Linked DNA regions of Homo sapiens: region 2 is linked to region 1. Evidence: read pairs that join two places in POLR2A ChIA-PET (ENCODE). Cell type or tissue: GM12878. All regions are shown on one strand. Each heading gives the region's core, and the rest is flanking DNA. Links, peaks and the distances in the headings are about the cores only.

Region 1 (4,367 bases), core at 1-4,000:
CACGATGGTTCATTCTCTACTCATAATTCTAAACCTGCCTGGTTTGGTGAAGGATAGATCCACAGTTATTCTCAGGTTGGTAGGGTAGGCTCAGAAAAGGTATCTCAAAGAACCAAAAGGTTGGAAAGACCCAGGAAGGCCTTAAAAATAACAAAACTTGGATGTTATGAAGAATGGAACTTAGGCTTCAAGAAAGTACTTCTGGCCGGGTAAGGTGGCTTATGTCTGTAATCACAGCACTTTGGGAGGCCCAGGCAGGAGGATCACTTGAGCCCAGGAGTTTGAGAACAGCCTGAGCAACACAGCGAGACCCTGTCACTACAAAAAATTAAACATTAGCCTGGTGGCGTGGTGGCATATGCCTGTAGTCCCAGCTACTCTGGAGGCTGAGGTGGGAGAACTGTTTGAGCCTGGGAGGGTGAGGCTGCAGTGAGCCATGATTGCACCACTGCACTCCAGCCTGGGCAACAGAGTGAGACCCTGTCTCAAAAAAAAAAAAAAAAAGAAGTAGTACGCCGGGCGCGGTGACTCACACCTGTAATCCCAGCACTTTGGGAGGCCGAGGCGGGCGGATTACGAGGTCAGGAGATCAGACCATCCTGGCCAACACGGTGAAACCCCGACTCTACTAAAAATACAAAAAATTAGCCAGGCGTGGTGGCAGGCGCCTGTAGTCCCAGCTACTCAGGAGGCTGAGGCAGGAGAATGGCGTGAACCCGGGAGGCGGAGCTTGCAGTGAGCCGAGATCACGCCACTGCACTCCAGCCTGGACGACAGAGCAAGGCTCCGTCTCAAAAAAAAAAAAAAAGAAGTACTTCCTACAGGGTTGAAAGGACCAGGAAAGTGAAATGTCATTTCCATCCTGAGAAATATTGAGAAGGGGTCTTTGCCTCCTTGGGAGCAAAAATGGGAACACCAGCAAGATGCAAAGATAAAGGCTGAGATGGCCTCAAGAAGGTGGTTCTTTCACATTCACTTCTCGACCGTTAGTACATAGAATCCCCAATACCCGTTTTCCATACTCAAACTAAACGAAGTTAGAAAATAAACTGGCTCTTTAATGGGAAATGGGAGGAAGGGCTGTCCGCACAGGAATGGGGTTAGGCTGTCAGAAGCGCAGCCCCCTGCGGGCTAAGTCGGCTCGGGCCTCCTGTATCTGGCTCTGCAGCTCGCGTGCGGCGTCCTCGCAGTCATGAAAAGTGGCCACACGATAGCCCACAGTGCCCAGGGCATAGCAGCCGGCGGACACCAGCAAGTAGGCGGGCAGTGGCCACAGGACTTCCTGGCAGGACAAGGGCAGCTCCAGGCCCAAGGCTCCCGTGGTCAGGGCCACCCAGGTGGAGCCCAGGATCGCTAGTCCCCAAAGCCACTGCGCTAATTTCGTCATGGTCACTGCGAGAGAAGGAAGCAATGCTCCCCTGAGGAGCAGAAAGGAAAAGCGGACCAAACTCAACCGAAGCCCGCCCACGGAGAGCATTAAAACCAGCCCTGGCCAGAGGGGAATCGCCGATCCCAGAGGTCCGAACTTGAGTGCCCACAAAAGGTGGAAGGGCCCCTTCCACCTTGCTACCCCCTCTATATTTGAGACCCACTCCCCATCTCTCGCCCTCCCCATTCAGCCTTCAACCTACACTTACCTCTACCCCACGTCTCCCCTTCCCCGCGCGGCCCGGATGTTGGCGTCCGGAAGTCCTCCCTGGTTCACGTTCCGCTTCCGCGCGGCCTTCTGGGAGTTGTAGTTCACATGGCGGCGCCTGGTGTACTCCTGGCCAGCGCCTCAATCTAGGCGGGGGTACAGTGGGCTGTGCTCCGCAAACGGGGAGCAGGCCGGGTCTGGAGAGGCCTCGGCGCTGCTTTCCCACCTTGGGCTACGCTCCAGGCTGGCGTGGGGCTTGAGGACATCCTTAAATGTTGCAACAAGATGGGAATATAATACCATTCCCCTTAAACTCAATTCTCCAGCGCTGAAATCCATTCCTTCATTCACTAGTTCATTCATTCGAAGATTTCTTTCTTTCCATTCTTGACAGGGTCTCTCTATAGTGCCTAGGCGGGACAGAACTCCTTTTTTTTTTTTTTTTTTTTTTTTTTTTTTTTGAGACAAAGTCTCGCTCTGTTGCCCATGCTGGAGTACAGTGGCTCGATCTCAGCTCACTGCAACCTCTGTCTCCCGAGCAGCTGGGATTACAGGCGCGCGCCACCACGCCGGGCTAATTTTTTTATTTTTAGCAGAGAACGGGGATTTCACTATGTTGGCCAGGCTGGTCTCAAACTCCTGACCTCAAGTGACTGGCCCACCTCAGCCTTCCAAAGTGCTAGGATTACAGGCATGAGCCACAGCGCCCGGCCAGAACATTTCTTGATTACCATGATAGACTTTGGAGATACAGAGATGTCAAGAGACTCGACCCCTTTCAGGTGGAGGGGGAAAGCAGGAGTCAGTGAAGCAGTTGCATTGACAACTAACCATGAAGGCTTGAGATTATTGTTAGAACAGAGGTAGTCATATTTTTACAAGGACAACAACCAATATAACTTGGAGCCAGAGGAAGAAGGGCTCCAGGAGTCTGGGTTTCAAAAAAAAAGAAAAGAAAAGAAAGACCAGAAGAATTACCTGAAGTGGTGAAGGCATTGAAAGAAAGAGTATAATTCTTTAGAACAGTTTTGGGGATGAATTTATTATGTATAGAGAGAAAGAGAGAGAGAGAACAAAGTAAGAGAAAAGGTTAGGCAATTATCAACTTCAGAGGAAACAAAGAGTTATATAAGAAAGGAAAGACAATTGATAAGCCTGTCTTATAAAGACCACATCTGTAGTTTGACAGTTAGGTTTATTAACTTGCCACAACAGAGAGATCACACACTAGAAGAACTGTGGGGCAACTCATTAAAAAGGAAGAAATATGGTCATTCAGATGATATGGTTTGGCTGTGTCCCCACCCAAATTTCAAGTTGATGTGTATCTCCCAGAATTCCCACGTGCGAGGGACCTAAGGGGAGGTAATTGAATCACGGGGGCCAGACTTTCCCGTGCTATTTTCATGATAGTGAATAAGTCTCACAAGATCTGATGAGTTCATCAGGGGTTTCTGCTTTTGCTTCTTCCTCATTTTTCTCTTGCCACCGCCATGTAAGAAGTGCCTTTGTCTCCCGCCATGATTCTGAGGCCTCCCCAGCAATGTGGAACTGTAAGTCCAATTAAACCTCTTTTTGTTTGCAGTTTCGGGTATGTCTTTATCAGTAATGTGAAAATGAACTAATACAACAGGATATGGGAAAGGCTTGACTTTAAAATTTATATTTTAAAATTTATTTACTTATTTATTTAGAGTTGAAGTCTCGGTATGTTGCCCAGGCGAAGCTCAAACTTCTGGGCTCAAGTGATCCTCCTGCCTCAGCCTCCCAAGTGGCTGATACTATAGGCTAGCTAAAATTTAAATGAAACAGTGTTTTGATCGGTTCGAGGTAAGCATAACTTTAAGTGAAGGGATCAAGAAGTCCAAGCTGAGGGACCACTTGGAAATTACAAAGTCAAGATAAATATAGAATATAGTGTCCAAAAACCCACTATCTAGGCTGGGCACAGTGGCTCGTGCCTGTAATCCCAACACTTTGGGAGGCCAAAGTAATCCACGTGGCTCAGAACTTCTGGCAAGAGTAGGATGTTCCATTCGCACTGACTGATTTCAAATAGCAAAGTTTGTGACTATGATTTTAGAAAATGAAGTTTCTCAGCCGTATGTCCTGGATGTTAATTAACAAAAGCAGTTTTTACAGATTCACAGTCTTAGCACAAACACAAATGGCTCAGCTGTGAAGAAAATTTTCACAGCCGTAACGATGTAAACACTAAGTATTGATTTAACTAAAAATTGGAGCTGGGGACAGTGGAGCTGTGATCCCAGAACTTTGGGAGGCCTAGGTGGGAGTGTTGCTTGAAGAAATGTACAGATAAGTACCAGAAGAAGCAGCCTAGAAACTGGAGCGTAGTTGTATATGTAGGTTGTATATGTAAGGGTTAAAGAAGAGGAGCAGGGGATGGTTATTTTTCATTAAAAGCCTTGTAGAGTTACAGCTCTTTTTTTTTCTATTCTTTTTCTTTTTTTCAGACAAGGTCTTGCTCTGTTGCCCAGGGTGGAGAGCAGCGGTGCAAACATGGCTTACTGCAGCCTCGACCTCCTGGACTCAAGCTATCCTCCCACCTCAGACTCTGGAGTAGCAGGGACTACAGAAGTGGGCCACCACCACCACGCCCATCTAGTGTGTGTGTGTGTGTGTGTGTGTGTGTGTGTGTGTGTGTGTGTGTAGACGGGGTCTCCCTATGTTGCCCAGGCTGGTCTCAAAATCCTGGGCTCAAGCAATTCAT
Region 2 (4,386 bases), core at 175-4,174, 700 kb after region 1:
AGTATTTTGGGCTTTTTAACATCTTTTACAAATGCCCCCAGAATCGAATCCTAGCTTGATTGTCTGGCTTGTTGCTGGGCTTTATCAAAGCTATAAAAACTAATCACTGCAAGGTTGTGATATATTTTTACAGCCTCCTGACAGGTTGTGGACTCCAGCATTACCACTGCCAGCCCTTTAAAAAGTTCCTTATCGGGTGCTATTAACTAATCAATGTGCTTTTGAGTTACAGGGCTTTGACTCCTGGGTACAGACAGCTCATCTAGAGAAGGCACCAACTCTTGCCAGGATCTAACACCAAACTCAAGTTAACCAAAGCCTTGTCTTTAGACCTGGGCAAAAGGGGCAAAGTAAACTGCTTTAGGACGGGCGCAGTTGATCACGCCTGTAATCCCAGCACTCTGGGAGGCTGAGGTGGGTGGATCACCTGAGGTCGGGAGTTCAAGATCAGCCTGACCAACATGGAGAAACCCCGTCCCTATCAAAAATACACAAAAATTAGCTGGGCGTGGTAGTACATGCCTGTAATCCCAGCTACTCGGGAGGCTGAGGCAGGGGAATCGCTTGAACCCGGGAGGCGGAGGTTGCGGTGAGCCAAGATCATGCCATGGCACTCCGGCCTGGGCAACAAGAGTGAAACTCAGTCTCAAAAAAAAAGTAAACTGCTTTAATGAGACACAGGGACAAGCTTGTATTCATTTAATAATTTTGCCTCTATATGAATTAATATAACTTATTCTATGCCTTGATACTAAATAATTTAAATGTTTAGGTACCTGTAAGATTCCTTTCCTGTCATTCTCAAAACTAGGGCAGGGCTTATGACTTTTTTGTTTGAAACATTGCTAATTCTTTATGTGTTGTTTTATCTACAGAATTTAAAACTATTCAATTCCTCCAGGCCCAAGGACTACTGAAGAGGTGGGCATGAGAGATTATAGGGGCTGGGTTTTGAGGGATATAATTAATTCAGACCTTCCAAATCAAGGACAGGCACACAGATACCTAAATAGCTGAACAAAATGTTTGTGTTTTGTAAACCTAATTGCTGCAAGCCAAGATTACAATAGCTCAATGCACAGAATTTATAGATAAGTCAGTTTTATAACCTTATTTTTTGGCTTCTGGTTTTGGCTCTTATATTGCTTAAAAGGGGTTTTAAGAGATAATAATGAGTGCCTGCCTACCTCCACTTCCATCTGGCCTACAATGTTTAATTGGCTATAAGTCACTTGAATCTAAGTCCCTTGGCCATCAGCGTCCCACCAAGGGACATGAGGGACCTGGGGCAGGTAGCACACCACCTCAGCATTGGTATGGAACAAAATAAAAGCTTGGCCAGCAATATTGCCTCTGGCAGCTGGATGCAGTGGCTCACACCTGTAATCCCAGCACTTTGGGAAGCCAAGGCAGACAGATCACCTGAGGTTAGGAGTTGGAGACTAACCTGTCCAACATGGTGAAACCCCATCTCTACTAAAAATACAAAAAGTAGCTGGGCGTGGTGGCGAACGCCTGTAATCTCAACTACCTGGGAGCCTGAGGCAGGAGAATCACTTGAACCTGGAAGGCGGCTGTTGCAGTGAGCTGAGATCGTGCCACTGCACTACAGCCTGAGTGACAGAGCAAGACTCCGTCTCAAAAAAAAAAAGAAACTTGAAAAACTAATTCAGGCCATGACAAGAAACAAGGGGTTGGACAAGCCTCACTATACCTTCCCCCCGCTCCCCTTTGGAACTTAAGAGACCAGGTTCAAAAGGCACTCTAAGAATATGAAAATAAAGTATTGCCCTTTCCCACAAAGGAAAAGATTGTTCCCTGTTTAACCAGGACACCTAGTCCTATTAAAAACTTGGGGCAGGGGTGGTGGCTCACGCCTGTAATCCCAGCACTTTGGGAGGCCAAGGCGAGTGGATTACGAGATCAGGAGATGGAGACCTTACTGGCTAACATGGTGAAACCTCGTCTCTACTAAAAATACAAAAAATTAGCCGGGCATGGTGGCAGGCACCTGTAGTCCCAGCTACTCAGGAGGCTGAGGCAGGAGAATGGTGTGAACCCGGGAGGTGGAGGTTGCAGTGAGCCGAGATCGTGCCACTGCACTCCAGCCTGGGCGACAGAGCGAGACTCCATCTCAAAAAAAAAAAAAAAAAAAAAAAACTTGGAAAGGGCCGGGCCAGTGGCTCATACCCATAATCCCAGCACTTTGGGAGGCCGAGGTGGGTGGATCACGAGGTCAGGGAATCAAGACCATCCTGGCCAACATGGTGAAACCCTGTGTCTAGTAAAATACAAAAAATTTAGCTGGGCATAGTGGCACATGCCTGTAGTCCCAGCTACTCAGAAGGCTGAGGCAGGGGAATCACTTGAACCCGGGAGGCGGAGGTTGCAGTGAGCCAAGATAGCACCACTGCACTCCAGCCTAGGCAACAGAGCAAGACTTCATCTCAAAAAAAAAAAACTTGGAAAGAAGGATTCCTTGAAGATCAATTATAATATAACCAATATGGAAGGGCACCCACTCCCCATTAGGTATTGTTAAGCACTCCCACTGCTGTTAAACTTCGGGGAATCACTAGCTAGGTACACCTGTCCCGGATTAAACAAACCTGTTTTTGGTGAATCCCTACAGGCACAAGAGGAGGACACCATGACCTACACCTGCAAACCTCTGGAAGACTTAAAGTTGCTATTTCACAAGACAGATAAGTAGCAACCACCTCCTCCTGAGAAACACCTTACTTGTCCTTATTGAGTATAGGGACCACCCTAAAGCCCAGTGTGATACTCAGTTGTCCCTGTTCTTCTTGCTCCCTGCTCCTAATCAATCTAACTCGCTGTGGAATGGGAACAAAACTCCATAGTAAACATTTCTAGAATTATAGCATCAGGAAATAGCCTGCATGATTGCAGAATCTGTCATCAGCACCCTCAGGATAGAGAGCATCACCTTCTGGTGCACCCTGCAAACCTCACAGCCATCTCCCCAAACCTCCTAATTGGCCATAGTGTTCCTTTGGTACCTAGGCCCCTACTTATAAAACAGCTCTCTCCCACACTTAACAGATTGACCTGACTCCTCTCCAACCACCCTCCTACCCCCTACTATTACCTGGACCTAGGATGTTGGGTATCTACAGCTCCAGTGTACTAATGATACTATCTTTTGCACAAATTGTTGTGACAATGACACAGAGACAGAAATTCCCCACGATGCTCTGACCCAACCCTAGTAGCCAAATTCCCAAGGCCATGGGAGGGCAAACGGGATCCCACTGGTAAACAAGGAGACTATACATGGTGCCTCCTCCAGGACCAATACATGCAAGGGAGAAACGACTGCTTAATTTGGGAAGATGGAGGTACCACCCTCTGGTGGAAAACGAGGGCTACTCAATCACCCCCATTGGAACCTGGAAAAGGTATCTCTATAGACCCAGTTTGGCAATAAAAAATGGACGGCATAACTTGCAAGGATTCAATTTGTGACCCATCTGGGCTCACCTTTAGGGGAAGAAATCCTACCCCATACCCACTCCCAACCCTGTAGGGAACCATTTATTCTTCTAGGAATAGCTTTCCATTTTGCTTATCAAAAACTTGAAACACCAGTGAATGTATTTTGGCCACCATTATCCCTTCAGGGGGTATCCATTCATAACCCCATAAAATCTAGAAAAACAAGAAGTAAAAGAGCAATAGGATTAATTTTTACAGGAATTGGGGCAGCAATAGGGGTGGTGGCCCCTTGGCAGGGGCTTTGCATACCACAAGTCAATGCTAAGAAACATAACTCAGGCCCTAGAATCTCTGGCCACCAACACTAGTCAGACATTAAGAAAAATTCAGGAATCTCTGGACTCTTTGGCAATTGTAGCCCTGACAACAGACTAGTCTTGGATTGTTTACTGACTGAAAAAGGTAGAGTCTGCACTGTTATCAATAAGACCGACTGCACATATATTAACAACTCTGGACAGGCTGAGGTTAACATTCAAAAGTTCTAAGAGCAAGCCACCTGGTTACATATATATAACCAGGGAACTGACCCCAACTATATCTGGTTGACCATAAAAAACACCCTCCTGGCCAGGCAGAGTGGCTCACGCCTGTAATACCAGTACTTTGGGAGGCTAAAGTGGGAGGATCACTTGAGCTCAGGAGTCAAGACCAGCCCGGGCAACATAGTGAGACTGTGTCTCTATAAAAACATTTAAAAATCAGCTGGGTGTTGCTGGCAAACACATGTGGTCCCAGCTACTCAGGAGGCTAAGGCAGGAGGATCACTTGAGCCTGGGAGGTTAAAGCTGCAGTGGGCCATGATCACACCACTGCACTCCAGCCTGGGTGACAGAGCGAGATCCTGTCTCAAAAAACCCAAAAAAT

Evidence for each region. Peaks named below come from ENCODE experiments on the same cell type or tissue, not always from the same donor. Only the 100,000 strongest peaks of a DNase experiment are listed, where the experiment ranks them.
Region 2: POLR2A ChIA-PET joins it to region 1 with 7 read pairs; 2 of 35 experiments call an interaction of 5 or more read pairs at or near these places.

Annotation. Positions count from the first base shown.
Region 1 is chr1:155,138,854-155,143,220 of GRCh38, forward strand. DPM3 (dolichyl-phosphate mannosyltransferase subunit 3, regulatory) reads right to left here and starts at 1,678. Exons shown (of 2, transcript NM_153741.2): 1 at 1,638-1,678; 2 at 1,038-1,392. The coding sequence starts at 1,387. The coding sequence ends at 1,109. RefSeq lists enhancers at 1,618-1,747, 1,918-1,977. In GM12878, for the core only: no CTCF peak of the experiment used is centred there; a DNase peak (open chromatin) is centred at 1,740; H3K4me3 peaks cover 1,789 bases; H3K27ac peaks cover 972 bases.
Region 2 is chr1:155,840,388-155,844,773 of GRCh38, forward strand. All of the region lies in intron 2 of GON4L (gon-4 like), which reads right to left. Among named protein-coding and RNA genes, the nearest start is that of GON4L, 15 kb to the right of the region's middle. In GM12878, for the core only: no CTCF peak of the experiment used is centred there; no DNase peak of the experiment used is centred there.